3 separate regions of the Homo sapiens genome follow, and all the other regions are linked to region 1. The links are chromatin contacts, found by Hi-C or POLR2A ChIA-PET in ENCODE. All regions are on one chromosome and are shown on one strand. Each heading gives the region's core, a stretch centred on a gene start or an enhancer-like site at or near the end of the contact. The rest is flanking DNA. Distances are from core to core; before and after follow the strand shown.

Region 1 (3,745 bases), core at 314-2,813:
TGAACAGAAAAGTCTGCTATTCTAGTATGTAAGACTTTGGAGTCATCTGGGAATTGATTTGAAATGCACATTTTCTTGTCACCCCATATTCACACTGTAAGAACTAGGGAAGTGACGGACTACCCACTTGGCCTTAGGCCCAATTCCAGAGGCATGAAATGTTGGCAGACTAAGAAAATATGGTCCTTTCTCTGCCATTAGAAAAAATAACAAAGAATTCACTGGACATGGTGGCATACACCTGCAGTCCTATCACTTGGGAGGCTGAGGTGGAAGGATCACTTGAGCCCAGGAGTTTAAAGCTGCAGTGAGCTATGATTGTACCACTGCATCCAGCCTGGGTGACAAAGAACCTATCCCCCCAAAAAAGAAAATATGATCGTTTGACCAAAGGCCTTTTCGAAGTGCCTGTAAAGTGAAAATTAGTCACAGCACTAAGATTACTTGGCTTTTTTCACCATTCTCAAGTAGGCAGTGGAGTTTCCAAGTAACAAGACTGGTATAAAAAGTGCACAAGCACATAAGAAGCTAGATATCTTTGAAGAGATCTATGTTGGTTTTGATTTCTAATGTAAATATTTGTAATTCACCCAACAAAACTCACCTAGACTAGTATATTAATGTATTTATGAACTAAAATAAAGATGACAGTTTTTAAAAAAAAATTTGGAGGAGTGGGAGAGCAGGTGTCCCTTGTTGGCTTTGTGGGTAGCTCAGTGGTTTGCACCTGTGCAGCAGTGGTTTCTATTTTTTGTGTCATGATGGGTCCTTCCTAGTGACTACCTGTCCCAACCACTTGGGTTTATAGGTCCCCAAGATGAAGGGCCATGTCTCCTCCATCAGTTTAGGGGCTGCCAAGATCAGGAAACCTATTAAGTGCCACCAAGGGAGATAAATGACTAAGTGCTGTTCTTCCTCCACCTGAGTGGTGCCACTCGAGATAGGAGCCGCGCAAGCACCTGCATGCCCCCGCCCCCACACCCCCCACCCTCGCCCAGTGAGGACCACCTGCGCGGCCAGGACCGCGCTGACCCTGCCCTGTCTCCACAGGTTTCGGCATGACCACCCCCGCGACGGTGGGCGGGAAGGCCTTCCTCATCGCCTACGGGCTGTTCGGCTGCGCTGGGACCATCCTGTTCTTCAACCTCTTCCTGGAGCGCATCATCTCGCTGCTGGCCTTCATCATGCGCGCCTGCCGGGAGCGCCAGCTGCGCCGCAGCGGCCTGCTGCCCGCCACCTTCCGCCGCGGCTCCGCGCTCTCGGAGGCCGACAGCCTGGCGGGCTGGAAGCCCTCGGTGTACCACGTGCTGCTCATCCTGGGCCTGTTCGCCGTGCTGCTGTCCTGCTGCGCCTCGGCCATGTACACCAGCGTGGAGGGCTGGGACTACGTGGACTCGCTCTACTTCTGCTTCGTCACCTTCAGCACCATCGGCTTCGGGGACCTGGTGAGCAGCCAGCACGCCGCCTACCGGAACCAGGGGCTCTACCGCCTGGGCAACTTCCTCTTCATCCTGCTCGGCGTGTGCTGCATTTACTCGCTCTTCAACGTCATCTCCATCCTCATCAAGCAGGTGCTCAACTGGATGCTGCGCAAGCTGAGCTGCCGCTGCTGCGCGCGCTGCTGCCCGGCTCCTGGCGCGCCCCTGGCCCGGCGCAATGCCATCACCCCAGGCTCCCGGCTGCGCCGCCGCCTGGCCGCGCTCGGTGCCGACCCCGCGGCCCGCGACAGCGACGCCGAGGGCCGCCGCCTCTCGGGCGAGCTCATCTCCATGCGCGACCTCACGGCCTCCAACAAGGTGTCGCTGGCGCTGCTGCAGAAGCAGCTGTCGGAGACGGCCAACGGCTACCCGCGCAGCGTGTGCGTCAACACGCGCCAGAACGGCTTCTCGGGCGGCGTGGGCGCGCTGGGCATCATGAACAACCGGCTGGCCGAGACCAGCGCCTCCAGGTAGACCGCCCGTCCGCCCGCGCCGGGGACCCTCTCCAGGCCGCGGGGCCGCCGGGCGTGGTTTGCTTCTCTCAGTCACTGCTGGCGCTTTCTTAATCTTTATCCAATAAAATGAAACAAAAAAAATTTTTTTAAAGAAATACTATTTGGCCAGGCCTGATGTTATCAAGGGCAGGTTTTGGGGACGCCTGTGTTCCTTGTGAGTCCCCTCTTGGAGAACCGTGGCCCCCAGCAGATTCTCCTTCAGGGAGAGAAAACGTGGCCCCCCAGGCCCACACCCAGGGCATACCGCAGCGAGGAGGGTTTTGCAGACTGGCACTAAACCCCGTCCCCATGCACAGAAGCAGCCGGCAACCCCAAAGCATATGGTGCAACTTTTCGTGGCTCTGAATTACCTCCTCAGCATTTAGAATCCTGGCCCAGCCTAGCAGCTTCCTTCTGGTCGTCAGAAGTGATATAGTCACAGTTTTGACAGGTGGGGGTTGGGACAGCCATATGTTGCCTCCCGATGTATATATATAGAACAGCCACTACACACAGAGAATGGTGTAGTATTATGCAATGAGATGAAACATAGCACCAACTTGCGGACTGTGGCATTTCCCCCAGATTTGGAAATTGCAGTGGTGAGGGGCTTAGCTGGCCTTTCTCAGCTCAGAGTTAGTCCATTTAGCACAGAGCACAGGGCAGCTACTTCTAATGGTGGGCGGTCCAGGGCACCTGTGAGGAGGGGAGCGGTGAGGCTGCAGGAGCCCTGCTGGGCTTTTAGCTGGCTGATCTCCAGGCTCGGATCGGCAGATCTTGAATCCCCCAACCGTCCTTTCTTTCACAAGCTCATCCACAGCAGTGCTTTTCAATATTAACCAGGAATATCTGAGTCTTCTCAGACAAGATATTTATTTGTTGGTGTGGATTTTTTTTTTCTTAACTACTGTTGATCAGTTCAACTTTTCCCCCTTTAAGAGATCATGGGGTTGCCGGGCGCAGCCCTCCAGCTTCTCCTCCTCCTCCTCTGAAGGAGGCACCTCTGCCAGCTGCGTCCTTGGGAACCAGGGCCTGCAGCACCAGGAACCCAAAAGAAGCCATCTTGCAAATGTCAGGGTATTTGGCTCCAGAGGCCATGATGTGTTTGGGGTCAGGAAAGATAGAATCCCTTTCTAAATATTGTTTATCAAGAGGATTTGTCTTCTCCATGCACAGCCTATTGGAGGCAGAGGAAGGCAGGAGGGAGGTAGCTGGTGAAACTGGTGGATGGAAGTAATGTTAGGATTACAGTTTTGCTCTCGGGCTGAGGGACAGATTCTCCCAGACTTGCCTTCTGCAGCATAGGGGGTCCCTGACCTGGAGGAAGGCCAGATACCCAGGCTTCATTGAAAGGATAGTGGTCTGGGGGTGTAAACGAACACTCTCTCTGCCCATTTTTCTCATATATGATGAGGGCAAGGACAGGTGCCAGAGTTTATACAGGCACGGCGTGACCCACCAGTATGCACAGCTTCTGATAGGAAGTCTTAGAAAAGCACCGCCTCACCGCCTCCAGCTGGAGCCATGCTGTGAAATCTCTCTCCCTGGCAAATGTGCGTGGAACACACACACACACAAACATGCACGCATGCGCTCACGCACCCAGCATTAGAGTCAAACTTGAATGTCAAACTCTTCTTTCCCCTTCTAGTTCATGGCAGGAAGGGAAAGCTTACCTGAGATCTCAGTGACTCTCCAGCTATTTTGGGTAATTTCTGATTTGAGTTGGGATTGGTTTTTAAACACAGGCCCTAATCTGGGGTGAAGCCAGTG
Region 2 (3,745 bases), core at 508-3,007, 37 kb before region 1:
CTCGCCTCCTGAAGGGTGGTTGGCTTGAGGGAGACTCTGCCTAAGGTCATGTCCTGAAACAGACCCTGCCTAGACCTTGCACCAAGCGCCTGCCAGTGCTACTCTCTTCTCTAGCCACCCTTAACTTCTGTCCCCCTTACCTCGCACTTTAAGCCTCTAGGCTGTTACATATGCTGTACTCTCCACCTGGAATGCCCTTCCCTTCCTCCCTGTTTTCTACCAGGTGAAATCAGTCTTCAAGATCCAGCTCAAATGGTGCCACTAGAGAGGGACCTACTGTGAAGTCCCTCTTACTGCCCTCAGACCTGTGCCAATCATTTGTTTCTATGCCAGCTTCCCCATCTGCGAAGTAAGCCACCGTTCAGTGGGTTAAGATGTGTCTAAAGCTGGCCCAGGGCCCAGCACATAGTAGGTATGCAGAAAACGTAGTTTCTTCTTTCTCCACCTCAGAAGCTACATCTTAGTAGTGCTTGTCACTGTTACAATTAATAACATGATAATAACCATCATGGCAGCAGCTATGCATTGAATGACTACTTCGAAGTGCAGCAAAGAGGTAATTTCTGTCAATCATGGAGCATAATACTTGGCACAAAGTAGGTGATTAATCAACATATGTTGAGTGGATGGAATGAATGAGTAACTGAAAACCCTGGACTGCTGGAAATTAACAACAAAAAATAAAAACTGAGCAAGCTGGGCCCAGACCACGTTTCCAGAACCTCCCAGGGCCTCCCTGCTGGGCTCCCCACTCCTACAGCTGGAGGGGCTGGCTGTGCATGAGCCCCTCTGCTGGGCCGTTGCTTTAATGCTCTCTCAGTGGCTGGCAGGTGTGCAGCAGGGCAGCCAGCTCATTCTGGAGCTCCCCTCCCTGGCAGTGCGTTTCCATGGCTCTCTGAGTCAGCTGGGTCCTTATCCTGACCCTGCCCTGGACTGAAACCAAACTAGACAATTCTAAGCCTCAGCCCTTGTTACCCTCAGAAAGCAGTAGGAAAAGTTCAGTTCTGAACTAGGGGGGCTTCTGGTCCTAGTTTTCCCACTGACTCAGATTTCCTATCTGGCCCTGGCCTTGGCCACATCTCTTAGCCATAAAGAGGCCCTGCTCAATTCCACCTCTCAGTCCAGTGGTTCTGCCTTTTCTCTTCACCTGCCCAGGACACATTCCTTAGAAACTGGAGGTTGCTTCACACATTTGACGGAAGTTTAATCAGTAATGAAATGCAATTCCACAAACCAGGAAAAGCCACCCCCACCCACACGGCCCAGCACCATCACAATGCCTCCAAAAATACTTGGGGAAGCTTTTATTGGAATCAGTTGTCCTAGCTTTCTGGAAAGTTTCAGTTGAGATAAACGCAAACTCCGAATCGCACTCCGCGTGACTCCTCTCTAATCCTTTCCAAATGGCCATGATCCTCTTCCCTGCTGCCAAGTGTTCTGAATTCTGAGCGCCTCGTGTGAGCCTGTTTAGCTGCTAACACCAGGACCTGCCAGGAATTCTGCAGGGACAGCCCAGGTGCGAGGGGGAAAGGTAGGCACGGGCCTCTGCCTGTGCTGAGTGTGTTGGCATTTCCTAGGGGCGGGGTGCATTTTGGAGGCCATGCAGGTTTGGATTGCTGGGTTCTCTTCTAAAATGGAAGGTCGGGAAAGAAAGCTGAGATTGCATGGGAGCTAATTCTGAAGGTCTGGCAGCCTCAGTGGCAGGCAGGGAAGAGGTCCTTGCCTGTGTCAGTGCAGAAGTGGGACTGCAGGGCCTGCCCCTGCCAGCACCCTCTTTGTCACTCCCCACACTTCCTGCTGGTTTGGCATGGAATCACTTGTGTGACTGTGTGCTTAGCATCTGCTTCTCTTGCCAGATTCTGGGTTCCTGGAAGATGAGAACGCTATCTCCTCCATTCCCCTCCATGTCTCCAGTGCCTGGCACAGGGCATGGCACATGGGAGGGGCTACAGAAATATTTTCAGAATCAATGTAAATTTGAATGAATGGCCGTTTCCAAGATTCCCAACTCTACCTAGGCACCTGTTTTATAAAAAGTAAAATATGATGATCAGATGATGACCTGCTTTGTAAAAGAAGGCTTTGCTTCTCAAAGGGATTCATTCCAAAGCTCCTGTAAGCAGCAACATACCCCATTATATTTAAAGAGAGATGTAACTTGTAACCAATGTCAGGAACCCAGCAGCTGCATGAAGTCCACCTTACTGCCGTTTCTACCTTCACAGTCCCCGAATCCCTAAGGCATCTCAGTTCCTAACATCAAATTAGTGAGCAATATACATGACCCAGAAGGCAGTTCAGCAGAGTATATAACAAGAGCTGAAGTGGGTCATACACCTGTACTGATTGGAGTTGTTCGGGCCTCTTGGTGCAGTCAAGCAGAGATTGGATTGTATGCCTAACATACGGAAATTGCCTTACAAAGCTCCTTGATGTGCATTGTTCAGCCGGGCAGGTATGCATTATTCATGTATCCATTTTAAGAATGAAGAAATCTGCATTGCCAAGTGACAATTTGCAGTACAATGTAGTGGTTAGGGAGAGAATGCTGGGGGCCCTGGTCTTGGGTATGAATTTTAGCTTGTCTTGGTCTGTTTTCTGCTTCCATAACAGAATATCACAGACTGGGTAATTTATTAAAAAAAAACAAACAAAAAAAAGTTGATTTCACTCACCATTCTGGAGGCTGGGAAGTTTATGATAGAGGGCTCTGGCATCTGGCAAGAGTCATCCATGTGGAAGGCATCACATGGTGAGCAAGTGCAGGACAGAATCAGCCCAAACTCATCCTTTTATCAGGAGCCCACTCCCGCAATAACCAACCCACTCCAGTGATGATGACATTAATCCATTCATGAGAACAGAACCCACATGATCCAATCACCTCTTAAAGTTCTCACCTCTTAAAAGTCTTACAATAGCCATTGGATTTCAACGTAAGTTTTGGAGGAGACATTCAAACCATAGCAAGCTCTGTCATTGGGGTTGCCAGCATGCATCTCCTGCCCATTCACTGAAGTCTGCCTCACTGAGTTCCTCTCCAGCCTTCTCCAGCCTCCCACAGATGATGCATCCAAGAACTGGGCTCCTTAACCATCTCATCTATAACCATATTTCTTTCCATCCCACCCCAGCAGGTCATTTGGTTCTATCTATGTATGTCCTTGCTATTACTAGTAACTGCATTACCTTCAAAGTTTTTGACTCTAAACATCTCACCTCTGACCACCACCTCCCATGCTTCCAGCTCCCATCCTCTGATATCACCCTGTTTGGGTGAGATCATAATCCTTTGGCTGTAAGACCTACAGGTCCTTTACACTCCCACTCTTATTTTTCCACCATCTTCTTTGAGCCTGCATTTCTTTTTTAACTCAGCTTGGATTCATTCCCTTTTCAGAGACCCTTAACTTCCTTGCCCCTCTCTCCCTATGTTGTACCCCTATCAAAATACCAACTTCCCACGTATTCTTCATCTGCCCTCAAGCAGCTGAATATGGCTAACAAACTATGCAGAGATGCTGACTGGTCCAACTTTAAATTGGTGACCCTGAGTACCAGCTGGACACTCCACACTGGCAGCACCCCCCACATCCCACTGTACTTCCTACTGTGTCCACCACTTATCCTCCCTCTTCCATCTTTAGCCTCCCATTCCCCTCACTCTCTGCTAACTACCTTTCTTTCACACTCCATTGAGGTAATAAAAGTAATCAGAAGTAATCTTCACACCCCTAAATCCACC
Region 3 (3,745 bases), core at 858-3,357, 34 kb after region 1:
GCACGTACTTAACAGTAGAGTAACGAAGAGAATCTCCAGGGTTATTCCCTAAAGCTTGGATAAAACATTTCCGGCCCCTGATGGAACATATACATCCTCCAAGTGACCGGATTTCAGGACACCAGCCCTCAGCAACCTGCTTCAAACACTGCTGACAATTTATTTTAACTCATTTGCCACACTTCTGGCTCATCATCTCTCTTTTCATTTAAACACAATCTTTCATCCAAACAGGGTACAATGCAATCACTTGGTTGGATGCCAGCATTTGGTGACTAGTCAACTTTCAAATATGCAGCTTCCTAGCTGCTCACTTTCCTTTGTGTGAACAAGCCTCGGGAGAGCAGCCTTGGTAGCAGCAAACCAGGTGTGCAGCAGGGGCCCACGTGGATGCCTCTGGCTGTGTCTGTGGCAAGCCTTCCACGGGAGTGCCACAGCCCACAACAGAATTAGAAATATTTTACATCTTTACCACACACTGTTTTTCTTAATCCTGGTGCATTGCCCATACCACTTGCTTTGACACTTAATAATTTATTGAGAAAGATTAAATTTATCACATGTACATCTCAGATTCGCTGGAGATAGGGTACTGGGGTTCAAATCCCAGCTCTGCCACTTACTGGCTATGTGACCTGGGCAAGTTACTAAACCTCTGTACCTACGTTTCCTCATCTGGAAAATGTAGATAATAAGATAAAAGATAATAAAAGCACCTGCCTTTCAGGATTAAGAGGAGCCTTTGGGGAGCCAAGCACAGTACTTTGCACTTTTCAGATACTGACAAAGTATTTAATGTTGCCAATTTTGTTGTTGTTGTTGTTGCCCAGGCTGGAGTGGCGCGATCTCAGCTCACTGCAAGCTCCACCTCCCAGGTTCATGCCATTCTCCTGCCTCAGCCACCCAAGTAGCTGGGACTACAGGCACCCGCCACCATGCATGGCTTTTTGTATTTTTAGTAGAGACGGGTTTTCACCGTGTTAGCCAGGATGGTCTCGATCTCCTGACCTCGTGATCCACCTGCCTCGGCCTCCCAAAGTGCTGGGATTATAGGTGAGCTACCGCGCCCAGCCAAATGTTGCCAAATTGTTAATCCACATTGTGATGTTAAAGATTCAACGTGGAGTCATTTTCGTGATTGCTTTGGCTGAGCCTGATGTTTAGCAATGAAACACACTGGAATTGACAATAAATATTAAATTTTAAACATGAAAAAAATGGACAAAATGTATCTTGCTGGATGGACAAGGCATATAAAAATTGCAGGTCAGTGGTTGAATTTAAAACAGTTGCATTAATGTCTCAGATTCAATTATACTTAATTTGGCATTAACCTATCTCTATTCATAAAATTATTATTCATAACATTTATTGGACTAATTCTGTCAACAAAATTCCAGGAAATAAACAATCGTGATAGTGATAGGTTAATTGCTAAGGTTGTGTTTACTGGTTAATTCTGAACACAAAAGAATTCACTGCTGTTGTTTTTTTTGTTAGACGTAAGAAACTGCCCACTGACAGAACTTTTTCTTGTTTCTAAATTTAACCATTTAAGTTGCTAATTCTTCTTTCCCTCTTTGAGGTGAACCCAGGGCAGCAAGCAACAGTGTGATCTTCTACTCACCAAATCCAGAAGTAAGACCAGGGCAGTCCAGTCAAGGCTGCCCAACACCTGCCATTTCCATATGGTTCACCCCACTGCTGAATTTCCCACATGGCTGGACCAGAGACATGTATGGGCACTTTGGTTTGGACAAACCACACACCAAAGCAAATGCATACTGACATACATTTAATTTGAGCATGTTCTGAATGTTGTCTGACACCATGAAATACTGTTCTTCCAGGGAGGTCAAGGAAACGGCTGTAGCAAATGCAAGGAAAGGGCTTCCCATTGCCCTCCTTAGAGAGAACAGGAGGCACTGATAACTCCCAGCAACAAGACACTGTCTACAAGGGATTATTTCCTCTGTGATATCCTAGCACTGCACCACAGAGGTTAACTTCTGAAGCAGTATAAGAGGAAGTAGTAGCTCTATCAATCAAGATAAGTGGTGTGGGTGTGAAGACAGGCCAACATCGGGCAGAAAACTATCACACTGGGCTTCCACTTCCAGTTTCAGTGTAAAAATACATGTAACATTCTGAACATTTTCATCATTTTCTCCAGCCGCACCCTATCTCCTTAACCCAAACACACTGAGTCCAGAAAGACAATCAGAGATTTCCTTTGTATATGAAAATTCTCCTTACTCATTTGTTCTTCCCCATAAGCTAATTAACATTGTTTATTTCAGACCAGGGACTGGTTTTTCCTGACTATTCTGTACACCATTTTAATCAGCAGAATGTAACTAACAAGCTTAAAGAGCCACTCAATACTGAATCAGCAGCTCATACCATATGCTTGGGTAAAAACATACTTCCCAAAAAAGCTAAATGCAGAAAGACCAAGGATAGAAGATGTATTTAATACTCAAGAAGTCTAACAGGATGTGGAATATTGAGATTTTAAGGGGGAAAAGTTATTCTTTAAATACATCTACCCTAGTCACCGGGCTAGCTTAGTCAATAGAGTATGAGACAAGACTTAAATATATCTTAAAACATCTTTCTTATACCAGTTTTGCTACAACTTTTAACTCCAAAACAGTATTTTAAGGAAAAAAAAATCAAATTACAAAAACAACTTCATCTTAGCTTCTTAGTGCTAATTTTTTTTAAAGATGCAAAAAATCATGTATTTTCTCAGAAACATGGTTATGTGGTCAACAGATTTCTTAACAACAGAGTTCTAAATTTTGGATAAAATTTATATATCCAGCTTTATTCTGGTATTACCCAAATTCATGTTTGAGTGGGAAAGAAAAACCAAACCACATTATAAATTTAAATTTTAAGAAAAAACCTTTGACAGGTCAGAAATTAGTTTATATTTTGCTTTACATACACCATTCTAAAAGGAAGGAAACACTAACTGAAGGCCTGGTTTTACATTAGCATATTCATGTAATAAGCACAGATTAAGTTTGAAACTTCTTAAGCAGATCTATTACGTATTTTCTCATTTTCAAAAACATCTTAGAAAACTGTCTCTTTTAGAGGAATGAAAACAGCCTGACAGACTACATGTTTTCTTGGAATGAAGTCTCCCCCAATTTCTTGTAGCCCTAACAACTAAAACCATGAGCTGATTTCCACGTTAAACATGCTTCTGTGCAGCAATCTAAAAACACTCTTTCACAACCACGGGATGAACTATTTCATTGGAATTTAAAATTTGCTTTTTGAATTATATGAAAGCTTTTCATGTATAAGTGATTAAAAGGATTTGTAAACCAATAAATATTTCTACATTTAAAATCTTCCTCTGTCAGTTTGCCTTTTTCCTAAGCCTTTGGCAGCCAGAAAAGAAAAACTGATGTAACCCACTCTAAATTAACGATGACGAAAAAGAACTTGGTAAACTGAAAGGACTCATCGGTCATACATTTGTTCTCATACCAAACTTTAACTGCATTAAAAAAAAAAATTGCAGCTAACTATAAAGCAAGCACGTGCAAAACCACCACTCAGGTTAAAAACCAGAACTGTGGCCCTCCAGAAGCCCTAATGTGCCCCCTCCCCATCAGCACTCCATTTCCCTAAAGACAATCACTCTGATTAACACAATCACTTTTTCTTTACAGTTGCCATCCCAAAGACTGCATCCCTAAACAATACCACCTATTCTTAAACTTCA

The links. Hi-C counts contacts between places; a loop is a spot of excess contacts on that map. ChIA-PET counts read pairs that join two places held with the same protein, here RNA polymerase II (POLR2A). Pooled maps may share reads with other maps.
Region 2: a loop to region 1 is called in a map of posterior cingulate gyrus, with 2.7 times the contacts of the local background. The contact joins two enhancer-like sites. A Hi-C loop is called at or near these places in 4 of 168 maps with a recorded cell type or tissue (Right ventricle myocardium inferior, dorsolateral prefrontal cortex, heart right ventricle and 1 more) and 4 of 50 pooled maps. POLR2A ChIA-PET finds 5 or more read pairs at or near these places in 2 of 52 experiments (A549 and WTC11).
Region 3: a loop to region 1 is called in a map of natural killer cell, with 8 times the contacts of the local background. The contact joins two enhancer-like sites. A Hi-C loop is called at or near these places in 3 of 168 maps with a recorded cell type or tissue (dorsolateral prefrontal cortex, endothelial cell of hepatic sinusoid and natural killer cell), 7 of 37 single-sample maps with no recorded cell type and 8 of 50 pooled maps. POLR2A ChIA-PET finds 5 or more read pairs at or near these places in 9 of 52 experiments (AG04450, H1, OCI-LY7 and 4 more).

What each region holds. Positions count from the first base shown.
Region 1 is chr2:47,519,114-47,522,858 of GRCh38, reverse strand. It overlaps KCNK12 (potassium two pore domain channel subfamily K member 12), which reads left to right. Exons shown (of 2, transcript NM_022055.2): 2 at 1,051-3,745. The coding sequence ends at 1,952. It also overlaps a transcript of MSH2 not described here. Among named protein-coding and RNA genes, the nearest start is that of MSH2-OT1, 6.6 kb to the left of the region's middle. RefSeq lists a silencer at 1,651-1,920. Within about 2 kb of position 1,563, at least 8 of the 41 ENCODE cell types and tissues checked have a DNase peak (open chromatin) inside an H3K27ac peak, as active enhancers do; they include OCI-LY7 and dorsolateral prefrontal cortex, where a contact is called at or near this core.
Region 2 is chr2:47,556,339-47,560,083 of GRCh38, reverse strand. All of the region lies in intron 1 of KCNK12 (potassium two pore domain channel subfamily K member 12), which reads left to right. It also overlaps a transcript of MSH2 not described here. Among named protein-coding and RNA genes, the nearest start is that of KCNK12, 13 kb to the left of the region's middle. Within about 2 kb of position 1,757, at least 3 of the 41 ENCODE cell types and tissues checked have a DNase peak (open chromatin) inside an H3K27ac peak, as active enhancers do; they include dorsolateral prefrontal cortex, where a contact is called at or near this core.
Region 3 is chr2:47,485,638-47,489,382 of GRCh38, reverse strand. It overlaps a transcript of MSH2 not described here. Among named protein-coding and RNA genes, the nearest start is that of MSH2-OT1, 40 kb to the left of the region's middle. Within about 2 kb of position 2,107, at least 3 of the 41 ENCODE cell types and tissues checked have a DNase peak (open chromatin) inside an H3K27ac peak, as active enhancers do; they include OCI-LY7, where a contact is called at or near this core.